2 separate regions of the Homo sapiens genome follow, and region 1 is linked to region 2. A link is a contact called in ENCODE Hi-C data. All regions are on one chromosome and are shown on one strand. Each heading gives the region's core, a stretch centred on a gene start or an enhancer-like site at or near the end of the contact. The rest is flanking DNA. Distances are from core to core; before and after follow the strand shown.

Region 1 (6,305 bases), core at 3,208-5,707, 210 kb after region 2:
TGGGTGGCGCCTTGAGATACCAGACTTGCCAGGTGTTACTTCTAGAAAAATAAATGAATTTAAGGGCTTTGAATATTTGAGAATGGAGAGATTTAAAAATATAAAGGTTTCTGCTGGGCGCGGTGGCTCACACCTGTAATCCCAGCACTTTGGGAGGCTGAGGTGGGCGGTTCACGAGGTCAGGAGATCGAGACCATCCTGGCTAACACGGTGAAACCCTGTCTCTACTAAAAATACAAAAAGTTAGCTGGGCGTGGTGGCGGGCGCCTACAGTCCCAGCTACTCGGGAGGCTGAGGCAGGAGAATGGTGTGAACCCGGGAGGCGGAGCTTGCAGTGAACCGAGATCACGCCACGCCACTGCAGTCCGGCCTGGGCGACAGAGTGAGACTCCATCTCAAAAAAAAAAAAAATATATATATATATATACACACACACACACACACACACATATATATATACATATATATACACATATACACATATATACACACATATATACACATATACACATATATACACATATATACATATATATACACATATATACATATATACAGATATATATATATAAAGGTTTCTTAAGATGGATAGAAGTCTTACCAATTGGATTTGTATTCTGTGGAACAGGGAGGCTTACCTAAGGTCTCTCTCTAGAAAACACAGCTCTGTTCAAAGGGAAAAGCAGGCTGGCCAACCCACGTGATGGCTCTTGAAGCTTCTCTTTTGAATGGCCTGCTAGGACTTGGGCTCCGGATTCACTGGCTAAAGCAAGTCACATGGCCAAACCTGATTTGGTGGGGAGGGGAGGTGTACCCAGCACTGGAGGCCCTGCACGTCGTGTAGCAATGGGGCAGGATGAATAGTCCTCTCACTGGGAGGACAGTGAATAACTGGAAACAGTGACCAATCTGCTACCATGCACCATCTTGGTTGCAATTATCACTCCTGTCTCTTGCGTGGGCATGGTGGATTGGAGGCGGCTGCGGATTCTTAGTCATTCCTCCCAGAAAGACATGGAGTATTTTTCTCCTCCCCTTGGATCTGGGCTGATTCCAGGACTGGCTTTCATCAACAGGATGTAGCAGAAGCGACGCTGTGTGAGTTCCCAGGCTGAGGCTGCAGAGATTTGAGGCATCTTCTCTCACCCAGCTTGAAGTCCTTCCCCTTGGAAGCCAGTCACCGTGAAAAAACTCACCATGCTGTGAGGAAGCCCAAGAGAGCTGCATGGAGAGAAGGGCCTGTGGAAGAGCTCTGAGGTGCCACTCACATGAAGTGAGCCTTTGTGGACCTTCCAGCCCAGCCACCAGCAAACACAACCCAGTAAGTGTCCCCAGTCAATGCTTCTCTCCATAGGAGACCTGTAAATGGGCGGTGGGGGGAGGAATTTTCTGGTCTCACACACTATTATGGGTTGAATTTTCCCCCTCCCAAATTCTTGTGTTGAAGCTCCCACCTCCAGTACTTTACAAAGTAACATATTTGGAGATAAGATCTTTTTTTTTTTTTTTTTTGAGACGGAGTCTTGCTGTGTCACTCAGGCTGGAGTGCCATGGTGCAATCTCGGCTCACTGCAACCTCTGCTTCCCAGGCTCAAATGATATCTTCTCGCCTCCATCATTCATTCATTCACTCACTCACTCATTCAACAAACAAACAATGGGCACCTACCCACCACGGGCCAGGCCTGCCTGGGTTCTGGGGTTCAACTGTGAGTGCACAAACACACTAACAGCCCTTGGAGGACTCACAGTCCAGGGAGGGAGGCAGACAGTGAAGACAGTGAAACATCGAGCCGGTTCATTGCCACTGCCATCCGACCCTGAAGGAGAAGTGCAGGATACGTGTGAGAGTGGAACAGGGCCCTGAGCTCCACCCGGGAGTCAGGGCAGCCTCCCCTGAGACCATTATGTTGAAGGCTGACCTGAAGGATGAGTAGGGTTATCTGTGGGGCTCCAGCAAAACACGGCATCTCTCTGGGCCTCAGTTTCCCCATTGGTAAAATGGGGAAACTCATCACAGCACAAGTGCTTAGGGGACCTTGGTGATTCTGTCGGATCTAAGAAAAGCAACAGGTGCCGGGTGCGGTGTCTCACGCCTGTAATCCTAGCACTTTGGGAGGCCGAGGTGGGTGGATCACCTGAGGTCAGTAAGTAGCTCAAGACCAGCCTGGCCAACATGGTGAAACCCCATCTCTACTAAAAACACAAAAATTAGCCAGGCGTGGTGGCTCATGCCTGTAGTCCCAGCTACTCAGGAGGCTGAGGCAGGAGAATCACTTGAACCCGGGAGGCAGAGGTAGTAGTGAGCCGAGATCATGCCACTGCACCCCATCCTGGGCCACAGAGCAAGACTCCATCTCAAAAAAAAGAAAGAAAGAAAAACAATGGGAGCCTTTAGGAAATCCCGCACAGGTACTGATTTGCTCTGTTAATTCCTCCAATGGGAAAGGGGTGTTGCTAGAGGCAAGAGGCACAGTCCTGACACAGAGATCAGGGATTTGACCCCACCAGGCCAAAGTCAAAAGCAGAGATCAGTGAAGTCAGATCCCACAGAGGCCTGTGGCCATGTCCCCCGGCCCTCTGCAGGTCCCCTGGCCCAGAGCCCTCTCCTCCTGCTGCCCCCTAATGTTTCTCCAGGCCCTGCTGCTCTGTCCCGTCACTCTGTCCACCTCATCTGTGGTGCCTGAAGGTCCCCTCTTGGGCTGTGGGTGTCATTCTTGTCTGATCACCGCCTCCCCCACCACACACACCGCCAACCCCAAATACAGGTTTGGCTTCCACAAAGCCTCTTATTAAGAAATTGGTCAATTTCCTGCTAATTAAAATAAATAGTATGCCACATTAACGGCCAGTTAATTTTCAGAGCTGCCAGGGAAACATCGCCTGGAAAATGTACACCCCTCTGCCCCACCCGCTCCTCGGCAAACGGCAGCCACGTGGCACCCAGCAGCAGCGGGGAGGGCCCGGTGGGTCCCAAGCTTCCAGCAGCATGGGGAGGAAGGGATGACCAGCTGTGGACAGGGCTGCAGATGGGCAGAGCTTCCTGTTCCTGGGGGGACTCGACTCACTCAGCCCAGGAGCTCTGAGACCCCATCCCTCCCCAGGAAACCCAGGCCCTGAGGCCAGGTCTACCTGGCTTACCTTGCAACCAAAGGCGAGATCTTTCTCCGGAACCGGGTCATTTGTTGGTGAGGAAGATGGACTTCTGGGAGGCCTGCGCTCACAAGGCTCTACATCCCGAAGTGATCTCACCAAGGGGCACAACAGCCTGGAGAGGGAAGTGCCATTGCTCCCATTTTGCAGATGGGCAAGATGAGGCCCAGAGCCACCAAGCCCCTCTCGAGTTGCAGCTTCTGGGGGCAGAGCAGGATGTACATCTGGTCCCGCCTAACTATACCCAGAGAAACCTGCCGTGGGCCCTTCTCCATCACACATGGTCATCCCACACTATCACAAAGGTCAGGGGAACCGCTATGTCTGCATAAAAACAAGTGTCATCAGTTGGATTTGTTCAAGGTGAGGCTTACCTGCTCCCTAATATATCGAAAGCTCCTGTTGAAGGAGAGTCAGGGACATGCCAGGAGGCCTGCCATGCTGTGACCAGTTGTCATCTCACCGAATCCTCACCAGTACCACGTGGCTCAGCAAGGTTAGGTAACATACTCAAAGTCACACCGCCTGCCCCCAAATTAGTCATGGCAATCTCCTGTCTTCAAGGTCCAAGTTTTGCTGTTTCCTCAGGGTCAAAACCAAGGTCTTCTCCTGTCCTGGAAGAACATCAAGCCATAGATGGAACTCTGCGTTCCTGGTGTGACCTCAGACAAGGCTCTTTGCCTCCCTGGGCCTCAGTTTTCTCATCTGCCAAATGGGAAGGCTGGACTCACTACTCCCTCAGACTCTGTTTAACTCGAGCATTCTGCAGGGACTCATCCTGGGGCAGGTGGGGTCAGAGGGCAGATGGCCAGGAGCAGAGCCAGATGGGAGCAACAGCCTTCCCTCTGCCAGGACAGGGAGAGACCTGGCTGCCTCACAGTGAGAGGTCTGGCAGCCAGGGAGGGCACTGGGGACAAGGGCCCAGCCGGGCACCCTATGGAGCACATGACCCCCACCTGTCCATGGAGCACACGACCTCCACCTCCAGCTGCCCCTGTGCTGCAGACAACTCCCAGGGTGGCGAGGGTGGCATCCTGATCCCAGCAGCGCCTGCAGGACTGGGAACCTGCTGCCCACCCACCCCCTGCCACTTGCTCTCCCTTCCTTGCCCAACCCCAGGAGCTCAATGCCTGCTCAGGGCAGGAATAAGAGGCAGAGGAGGGGTGAGGAGAGAAAGGAGTCATTAGGGGCCTTGCTGATCCTTCGTGGCGCCTCCATGTCCCTATCCCTCATGCAAAGCACTAACCTGGAGGCGGAGCATTTCATCGAAGCAAAGCATCTCCTGCCACCAAGCACGTCCACGGTATTGGGGATTGATTGCTTCTATCCTCCAGCCCACTCTACGGAGCACCCACCGTGTGACAGGCGCGGCGCTGGGCAACGAGGATAAGAAAATGAATAGGCCACGACATGTGCGCCTGAGAAGTCACAGACTCAGACAGGAGACAGGCTCGATACCACACACCAAGGTCTGGATGCACACAGGACACTGAGTAACTCCTGCAGGGTGAGCGGGTTTCCAGGGCACTCGACAACCGGCAGAGTCTGGAAGCAGCCTGGAGGGGAAAGGGCATTCCTGACGGGGGCACAGCAGAAGCAAAGGCCCAGTGGCATGAAAGACCAAGGAGTGTTGAGGGAACAGAGAGCAGCTTGGTGTTGGGGCGGCATCAGCGGGTGGAGCTGGAGCCGATGAGAAAGGATAGGCCAACTAGGGTTCAAGTGGCCAAGACCTTCTATGCCCTGCTCTGCCAGTTACAGCCAGCAGTGGTGGTAAGCACAGCCACCCGGCACTGAACAATGGCAGTGTGGCCGGCACTGTGCTAAGCTCATCTCAGTCACTCGCTCACCACATCCTCCAACGAGCCCATGAGGCCCAGAGAGGTTAGGCGAGTTACTGGTGGTCACACAGCCGATAGTGGCCAGGCTGGAACTTGGACTCAGGCTCCCAATTCTCACCCACCAGCATGTGCTGCCTCTGAGGAGTTTGGGGTTCCCCTTCAGGACAACTGGGAGTCACAAGGGATTTTTAAGGGGGGTGGGTAGCAGAGTCTCAGTGCCCTAAATCCCCAAGTCATGCTCATGGAGAAACTGCTGCATCCACCTGGGAGACGTGGCCAGTCTGTTTTTAGGGTCTGAGGGTCACCTTGGCCTCTCCGGGAGCTGCCCTGGTTTCCCCAATGCTCCTGAGTACTGGGGCTTGGCCTGCGTCTTCTGCCCCAGCCTGCTGCTCCTGGGTTCCAGTCTTGGAGCCAGGGGTCATCACTGCCAGGGCCTCTTCAGAACTCAGGCGCCCACCTATCAGGGCCTCAGCCCCTCCAACACTCCCTGGGGCCCCCACATTGCCCACCCTCTCTTCCCTCTGCCCTTCCTTGCTCGAGATAACACCTGGGATGGGGGTGCATGGGGAAGCGCCCCCTGATGGAGCTAGACAGCCCTCGGGAGGGAGTTAGACAGCCCTCGGGAAGATCCAGCAGTGGTGGCCTCTCCTTGCCCTTCCCCATGTCCTCCCTCTCCCCTCTGCCCACCCAGCCTCCCACCACATGGGGCACTGGAGTGCTCCTTCCCACCATCTGCCCTCCTGGGCTCCGCTTTCATTCTGCTCCCCCGACCCCAGGTCTCAGCATTGCAGGCATCACAAGACAGCGGATTCCAGAGGCCCCAAAACACTTCCATCCTCCAAGCACGCACTGAGCATATGGAGAAGCTGAGGCCCAAGCAGGGCCAATGGCAGAGCAGCTGGAAGCCCAGCTCTCTTGTGCTCTTGCTGCAGCTCCAGCTCCTGGTCGGCCGTCCACCAGGCATCTGCTGAGCGCGATGTGTTTCCATTTAGGGGCATCTCACACTTGATCCTCACTCCAGCCCAGAGGAGGCTGGGTTAAAACAGGAAGGCTGGGCTGTCCAGCTCTAGCTCCTTCTAAAAATGCAGTGAGTCCCATGTTGGCATCTCTGCTTCGCAAACAGGTAAAACGAGGCAAGCAGTAGGTCAATGACTTGCTGTCTCTGGTCGTGTGTCAGGCAACCACAGTCACACAGTCACGAGGGTCTCCTGTCTGAGATCCTGCCTATTCTTTTTTTTTTGAGACGGAGTCTTGCTCTGTCTCCCAGGCTGGAGTGCAGTGGTGCGATCTTGGCTCACTGCAAGCTCCGCCTCC
Region 2 (6,287 bases), core at 2,952-5,451:
ACTCAAATGGCTCATTCAGGCTCGGGGCTGGCTTGGAAGGGACACCCGACTTGGGTCCTCTTGCACCTGCCCACACACAAGGACTTCAATTTGTGCTGTCAGTGGCTCTTTTCTGGACTGTGGGCACCACCACAGCTTTGTCCCTGCTGTACTGTGTATCCCCTTGCCTTTCTGGCTTGTGGCTCTGAACAAAGCAGGTCACCCATCCCAATTTCTAGAGCCCCCCCACCGCCACCCCCACCCTCATGGAGCCTCTATCGTGCAAGAAGGGAGGTGGGGACCTGGCAAGTCATCCAGGACAGGCATTTGAAGAGCAGGAGCCAAAATCTGAGACTCGGGCAAGTGGTTCCTAAACCCAGCTCATCAGCACCATTAAGGGGAGCAAAAAACCAGACCGGGCCAAGCCCCCAGCCCAGAAGATCCCGACTCCTGCTGCCCACAGACAGGCACATGAGCAGCTTTGCTGAGGACTCCTTTCCATCCCAGACCCCTGCCCTTGGGGCCTGCCAGGGACCTCTGCCCTCATGGTTGGATCTGGACACTCCCGGGATGCTGCGGCTTCTCTACCTGCTGCAACTGCCTCACCTCACGGGAGGGTCTCTCTACGCAACTTCTGAGTCGAGGTGCATAAGCAGTGTGGGGGCTGTAGGCCCCTGTAGCTGGCTGCAGAGAGCCAAGCGCCTCCCACACGGTACAGCACAGAAGGCTCCTGGTGTCACTGGGAAAAGCCCAGATTCAAAAAGGCTGGGCTCCGGAGTCATGCACATCCTCTCTCAGGTATCCCTGTGCAGAAAACAGTGTCCACGGGGGAGAAAGAGGCCAGGCTGGTGTCGCAGAGCGCCAATGGCATAGTCACCACCACTCCTCCGACTTACTTCCTCCTGGGATCCCACAAACAAGCCCCCCAGCTGGGAGCCTGGACCTCCAGGGACCAGGGCAGCCGCCACCTACTTGGCGTGAGTCATGAATGCCCTTCACACAGCAATCAGATTCCTTCCTGTCTAGCCATGGTTCCCACCCATCACTCCCACTGACACAGGGACCAGGGGCTGGAGCCAGATAGTGCCTGCTCCATCGCCTCCTCACAAACGACAGATAAGGATGAGAACAGCAGCAAACGCTGACCCCCCACCCGTGAGAGCATAAGTCACTCAACCGTCAAGGCTGCATGGCCCCCCCCACCCCAATTTAATTCACCTGTGAGAGGGCAAGTGCCTGGCTCAGCAATTTCTAGTGCATGTAACAGTACTTGCTTTGTGCCAATATGTATTTTACTATATATATATAAACTCTAGATCCATTAAACAATGTATTATTACATAACTTATAGAGGTATGTTTTATGTCTCTGTCTGGGTACTGGAGATACCACAGAGAATGAACTGGACAAAGCCCTGTCCTCCACGTTTACTTTCCAGCAGCAGAGACAAACATAAGCCAAAATAAAGATCACGTCACAGGGGACGTGATGGGAGTCGGAGGAGGTATGGTCAGGTAAGGCGGATACCGTCATGAAGGCACCAAGAATCCTCATTTGTATTTCAAGGATTATCTGAGGGCCACGTAGGTCTTGTCCACACAGCCATTCACCCATTCAGGGGGGTCTCTGATGTGCCTGGGGGGCATTCCGAGATGAATGAGACATGCATGGTCCATGTGGCAGAGGCACCAATAGGAGAGAAACTTATGTATGTAGCCTCTTAAACAGACTTGGAGAGGGGCAGGCCCCAGGGGGTCTCTTGCAGCAGGAACACAAAATGAGTGATGTTTGTTTTGAACCAATATTTGGGGAAGATATGAAGATGTAAACATCATGAAAATGTAAGATCACATGAGCAAATTCTTACACAGATTCCACGGGATTCTTCTTGAAGCACACCGCCATCAACATGGATAGTGATACAGGTCCTCCTTGCTCTATTGAGAGCCACTTTTGGACCCTTTATTTTTAACTTTTGTACCATGAAATGCATCCATTTTTATAACCGAATGATTTTATAGTAAATTTACAGAGCTGTACAACTTTTACCAACAATCCAGTTTTAGAATATTTCTATCACCCCAATTTCCTTGTTGCCTTTTTTTTTTTTTTTTTTTTTAAGACAGGGTCTTGCTCTGTTGCCCAGGTTGGAGTACAGTGGTGCAACCACACTCAGCACAACCTTGATGTCCCAGGCTCAAGTGCTCTTCCTACCTTAGCCTCTCAAGTAGCTGGGACCACAGGCATGCGCCACCATGCCAGGCTATTTTTTTTTTTTTTTTTTTTTTTTGAGACAAGGTCTTGTTTTGCTGCCCAAGCTGGTCTCAAATTCCTAGGCTCAAGTGATCCTCCTGCCTTGGCCTCCCAAAGTGCTGAGATTACAGGTGTGAACCACCGTGCCCAGCCCCTGTTCCCAGTTATAGCCACTCCCAGACCCAAGCCGATCTGCTTTTTGTCTTTAGAGATTTGCCCATTCTTCACATTTCATAAACGTGGAATCATACTAGAGTGGGCTTTTTTGACTGATTTCCTCCACTTACCATTATGTTTTTGAGGTTTATTCATGTGGTAGCATTGTTTGGTTCCTTTTTATGATAATAATTTTCCATTGCATACATATAACATGTTTTTATTTCTGCATTTACTATTTGACAGACACTTGGATCATTTCTAGTTTGGGCTGTTAAGGTTGATGCAGCCACGAACATGTCCTTGGTACCAGTCTCTATATGGACGTATGTTTTCATTCACTGAGTAAACACCTAGTAAGATTGCTGGGCTGTGCAACAAGGTGACTATTTGGGGAACTGCCCTACGTTGTCTGGAGTAGCTGCACCATCTTACATCCCCAGTGGCCATGTATGAAAGCCCATTTCTCTACATCCTCACCGATGCTGGTTATAGTGTATCCTAAGGGAGAAGGGTGTGTTCCTTTTGAAGTGATGTTAGAGACTGGTTGGGATCAGAGAAGAGAAGCAAAGAGTTAAAAGTGGGATAGAGGCCAGGCGCGGTGGCTTACGCCTGTAATCCCAGCACTTTAGGAGGCCAAGTTGGGTGGATTGCTTTAGGTCAGGAGTTCAAGACCAGCCTGACCAACATGGTGAAACCTCGTCTCTACTAAAAATACAAAAATTAACCGGGCATGGTGGCAGGTGCCTGTAATCCCAGCTCCTCAGGGGCTGAGGCAAGAGAATGGTTTGAAGCCAGGAGGCAGAGGTTGCAGTCAGCCGAGATCTCGCCACTGCACTCCAGCCTGGGCAACAGAGTGAGACTCCGCCTTAAAAAAAAAAAAAAAAAGGTGCAGGATGGATCTCAGGAGAGCAGATTGTGGTCATAGACTACAGCAGGAGGCCTGTAATCTCTCTCCTGGTGAACACAGAGGTTCTCTGGTGGTCTCAGCAAAGACCCACCCCCGGGAGTAGGTTATAGTGCAGACACATGGGGCCCAGACAGGAACAACTGGGGTTGCCCTGCTGGACCATCCAGGCTGGTGACGATGGGCGTGAAGGAAGCTGTTGTCTACAAGGAGCTAAGTGAACAAGCATTTCCTCCTTTGGAAGGTTTACTCATAGCCCCCTCCCTGCCCCTGCTGAGGGTGGGTGAGAGGATGTCCTCCGGCTGCCCATTGGTGACTCAATCCAGCCACACTGACTACAAAGCAAGCAGGGCAGTGCTGGGCCCCCAGCAGAGCCACCATGCAAAGTGGTCAGTGATGCTTCAGGGCAGCACACAGCACCTGCCCCAGTTGGGCTTCGGCCTCCCTCAGCCCCCACCCCACCACTTCCCTGGGATGGATGTGCACGATAGTTTTCTAGGCAGACCTCTAGGCCACCATCTGCCAGGCCCGCTGACCATAGTCATTCTTTCAAGGCTCCTGCCTTACCCAGTCCAGGGGGAGAGGAGCAGCAACCTGGTCCATCCTCCTGAGACCACTGCATGTGAGCAGACAGACCCCTGCCTGCCCAGTCCCCGGCCAGGCAGCAGGCATGTTCCTCACCAAGACCTTGCAACCCAGGGGGACCCTGGACAGCATCCGGAGTGCCTCGGTTTTTCCCTTAAGGGAAAACTGTTTCCCCCTTGGTCATCTGTTTTTCCAAACCCCAGTCTTTTGCTTGTTTACTTCTCTGGTGCTTTAAATAACTGCACGAGAGAGCGTACCAGCCTTGAGCAATGTTTGGGATTGGCTGAGCTGAGGCACAGGCCTCATTATCATGCTATTCTTTATACGGCTTCCGCTCTGCGGCGCACACTCTGTTCTTTGGAACAGAGCCAGCCTTGGGACAGCCTTTCCCACTGGAGCTGCCAGTCAGGACCGCCGTGAGAGCCAGTGCCTGGAGGCCAACACCCTGGTCTTCAGTCACTGGGAGTCACAGAGAGGGGCCCGATAAAGAGCCCTCCTGGCAGCATCAGTACCAGGTTGGAGTGGGCGCTGGACACCACCAATGCTGGGGAGTGGACGCTGGCTGGAGCCCCACCCAGGGCTGCACATTGCTCAGCCAGCTAGCTCTGGGGGAGCAGGACCTGAGCAGGGTGTCCTCCACCCTGGGTCCATCAGAGGCACTGCATTTGATTATTGGGGTTACCTGCTGGGAGTGGTGCAGATTTTGGACAGTCTGGATTGCTTCCAGCACAAGGCAGGCTGACCAGTCATACTTTACTCAGTCTCCAAACTTGGGCAACAGGAAACTAGCCACTTGAGAAGGAAGCTCAGCTTTTCTGGGCTTTAGAGGAGATGGAGACACGTTGGAAATTCCCGTAACCAATAGGCTGGGGTGGGAGGGTGTTCTTCCCACACACACACAAAAAAGTGGAACCCGGAGGTGATGGGAAGCTTTGACCTTGGCCAGCCAGACTGCGGGGTGGGGTTTCCCTCAAAGCCTGGTCAAAAGGCCTTGGAGGCTGGAAGCTCTCGTTTAGCCCCACCAGCTTCCCAGAGCAGCAAGGCCAAGCATGCAAGAGTCACCATCCACCCTGGCCATGATGCAGGGCCTCCTTTGGTACTTCCACCCCAGCCGGGCGGGCCGGAGCCGGGCGGCCTCTGCTGAAAAGCACCTGTGGGCCGTGGTTCCAGGGGGGCTTTGAGGGGCAGCCGCTGATGTCTGGACAGCTTCTCTTTCTGTCTCTTCTTACCTGGACTCTGGGTTGCTTGTTAGCTGCTTCTGCCTGTTCTGGGTTTTCAAGGGGAGAGGGGCCCAGTGATGGCTGTTCTTTGAAGGAAAGGTAAGAATGTCTCCTGCTTAACATGTTTCTGTGTTTCCAGTTACTTGGTTGGTTAGTAGAGCCAGGGTCTCTCGCTTTGTTGCGCAGGCTGGAGTGCAATGGCATGATCATGGCTCACAGCAGTCTCCACCTTCTAGCCTCAAGTGTTGCCCCCACCTCAGCCTCCCGAGCAGTTGGGACTGCAGGCACATGCCACCATGCTTGGCTAATGCTTTTGAAAATTTTTTTTTTATAGAGACAGGGTCTCACTATATTGCCCAGGCTGGTCTTAAACTCATGGGCTCAAGTGATCCTCCTGCCTCGGCCTTTCAAAGTGCTGATATCACAGGCAGGGTTTCCATTTTTTAAAGCTCCCAGCAGTGGTATAAACTCCTCCTTTCCAGAGAAAGCGCACTCTGTCCGCATCCCTCATGTTGTCCTCTCCTGCCTCTGCTTAGGGTTCACTCCGGGGGAAAGTGCCACTTGAGAGTTTCCTTTTTATGTGTGGTTCTGACTGACCGCTCCCTGCTCACAGATGCTGCTTCTCAGGGTGGGGTCCCTGAGGCCTGGAGTGTGGCCTCTGACGACCTTCAGGGCCAGGTGCGGAATGAGAGCCTGTGGCCGCATGGCCCCCGGTGGGAGACGTCCCGCCGCCCTTTGCTTCTCTGTGCCACTCTGGCTGCACAGTTCAGAGCCTTGGGAAACGTTAACCAGTAGGACCTAGAAGGGGAGGTGAGAAGGGGTCAACCCCCAGGTGTGCCTGTGGTGAGCCTTCGTGCTGAGCAGGTGCAGGGAGGGAGGCCCAGGTGCACACACCTGTGAAGTAGGGGGGCAGCTGGCTGGGCTCCTTGACCTGCTCCAGAGCTTCTTATTTTCTGGCCACTTCACCTGCAGAAGGCCCAGGTGGCTGTAGCCGCTAGGGTCCCTTGCAGTGGAAATGATGCCTGTCCTCAGCCCCTCTCTAGGCCTGGCACTGTGCTCAGCACCGTCGTGTGTGTGTATGTATATGTGCACGCATGTGAATGTGTGCAGACATCATGAGGTGTGGTCCCTGCTGTTAGGCAGCTTGCCTTGTGGCTGAAGTGAACCATCACCTGAATCAAGGGATG

Evidence for each region. A loop is a pair of places that touch in the nucleus more often than their neighbours do. Pooled maps may share reads with other maps.
Region 1: a loop to region 2 is called in a pooled map of left cardiac atrium, with 2.2 times the contacts of the local background. The contact joins the promoter of LINC02557 here to the enhancer-like site in region 2. A Hi-C loop is called at or near these places in 12 of 168 maps with a recorded cell type or tissue (Right ventricle myocardium inferior, dorsolateral prefrontal cortex, endothelial cell of umbilical vein and 7 more) and 15 of 50 pooled maps.

The regions. Positions count from the first base shown.
Region 1 is chr22:23,508,877-23,515,181 of GRCh38, forward strand. LINC02557 (long intergenic non-protein coding RNA 2557) reads right to left here and starts at 4,458. Exons shown (of 3, transcript XR_938072.2): 1 at 4,400-4,458; 2 at 3,142-3,767; 3 at 1,617-1,820. RefSeq lists an enhancer at 1,114-1,616.
Region 2 is chr22:23,301,855-23,308,141 of GRCh38, forward strand. The region is part of intron 16 of BCR (BCR activator of RhoGEF and GTPase); the gene reads left to right. Among named protein-coding and RNA genes, the nearest start is that of LINC02556, 22 kb to the right of the region's middle. Within about 2 kb of position 4,202, at least 22 of the 41 ENCODE cell types and tissues checked have a DNase peak (open chromatin) inside an H3K27ac peak, as active enhancers do; they include dorsolateral prefrontal cortex, endothelial cell of umbilical vein, gastrocnemius medialis and 2 more, where a contact is called at or near this core.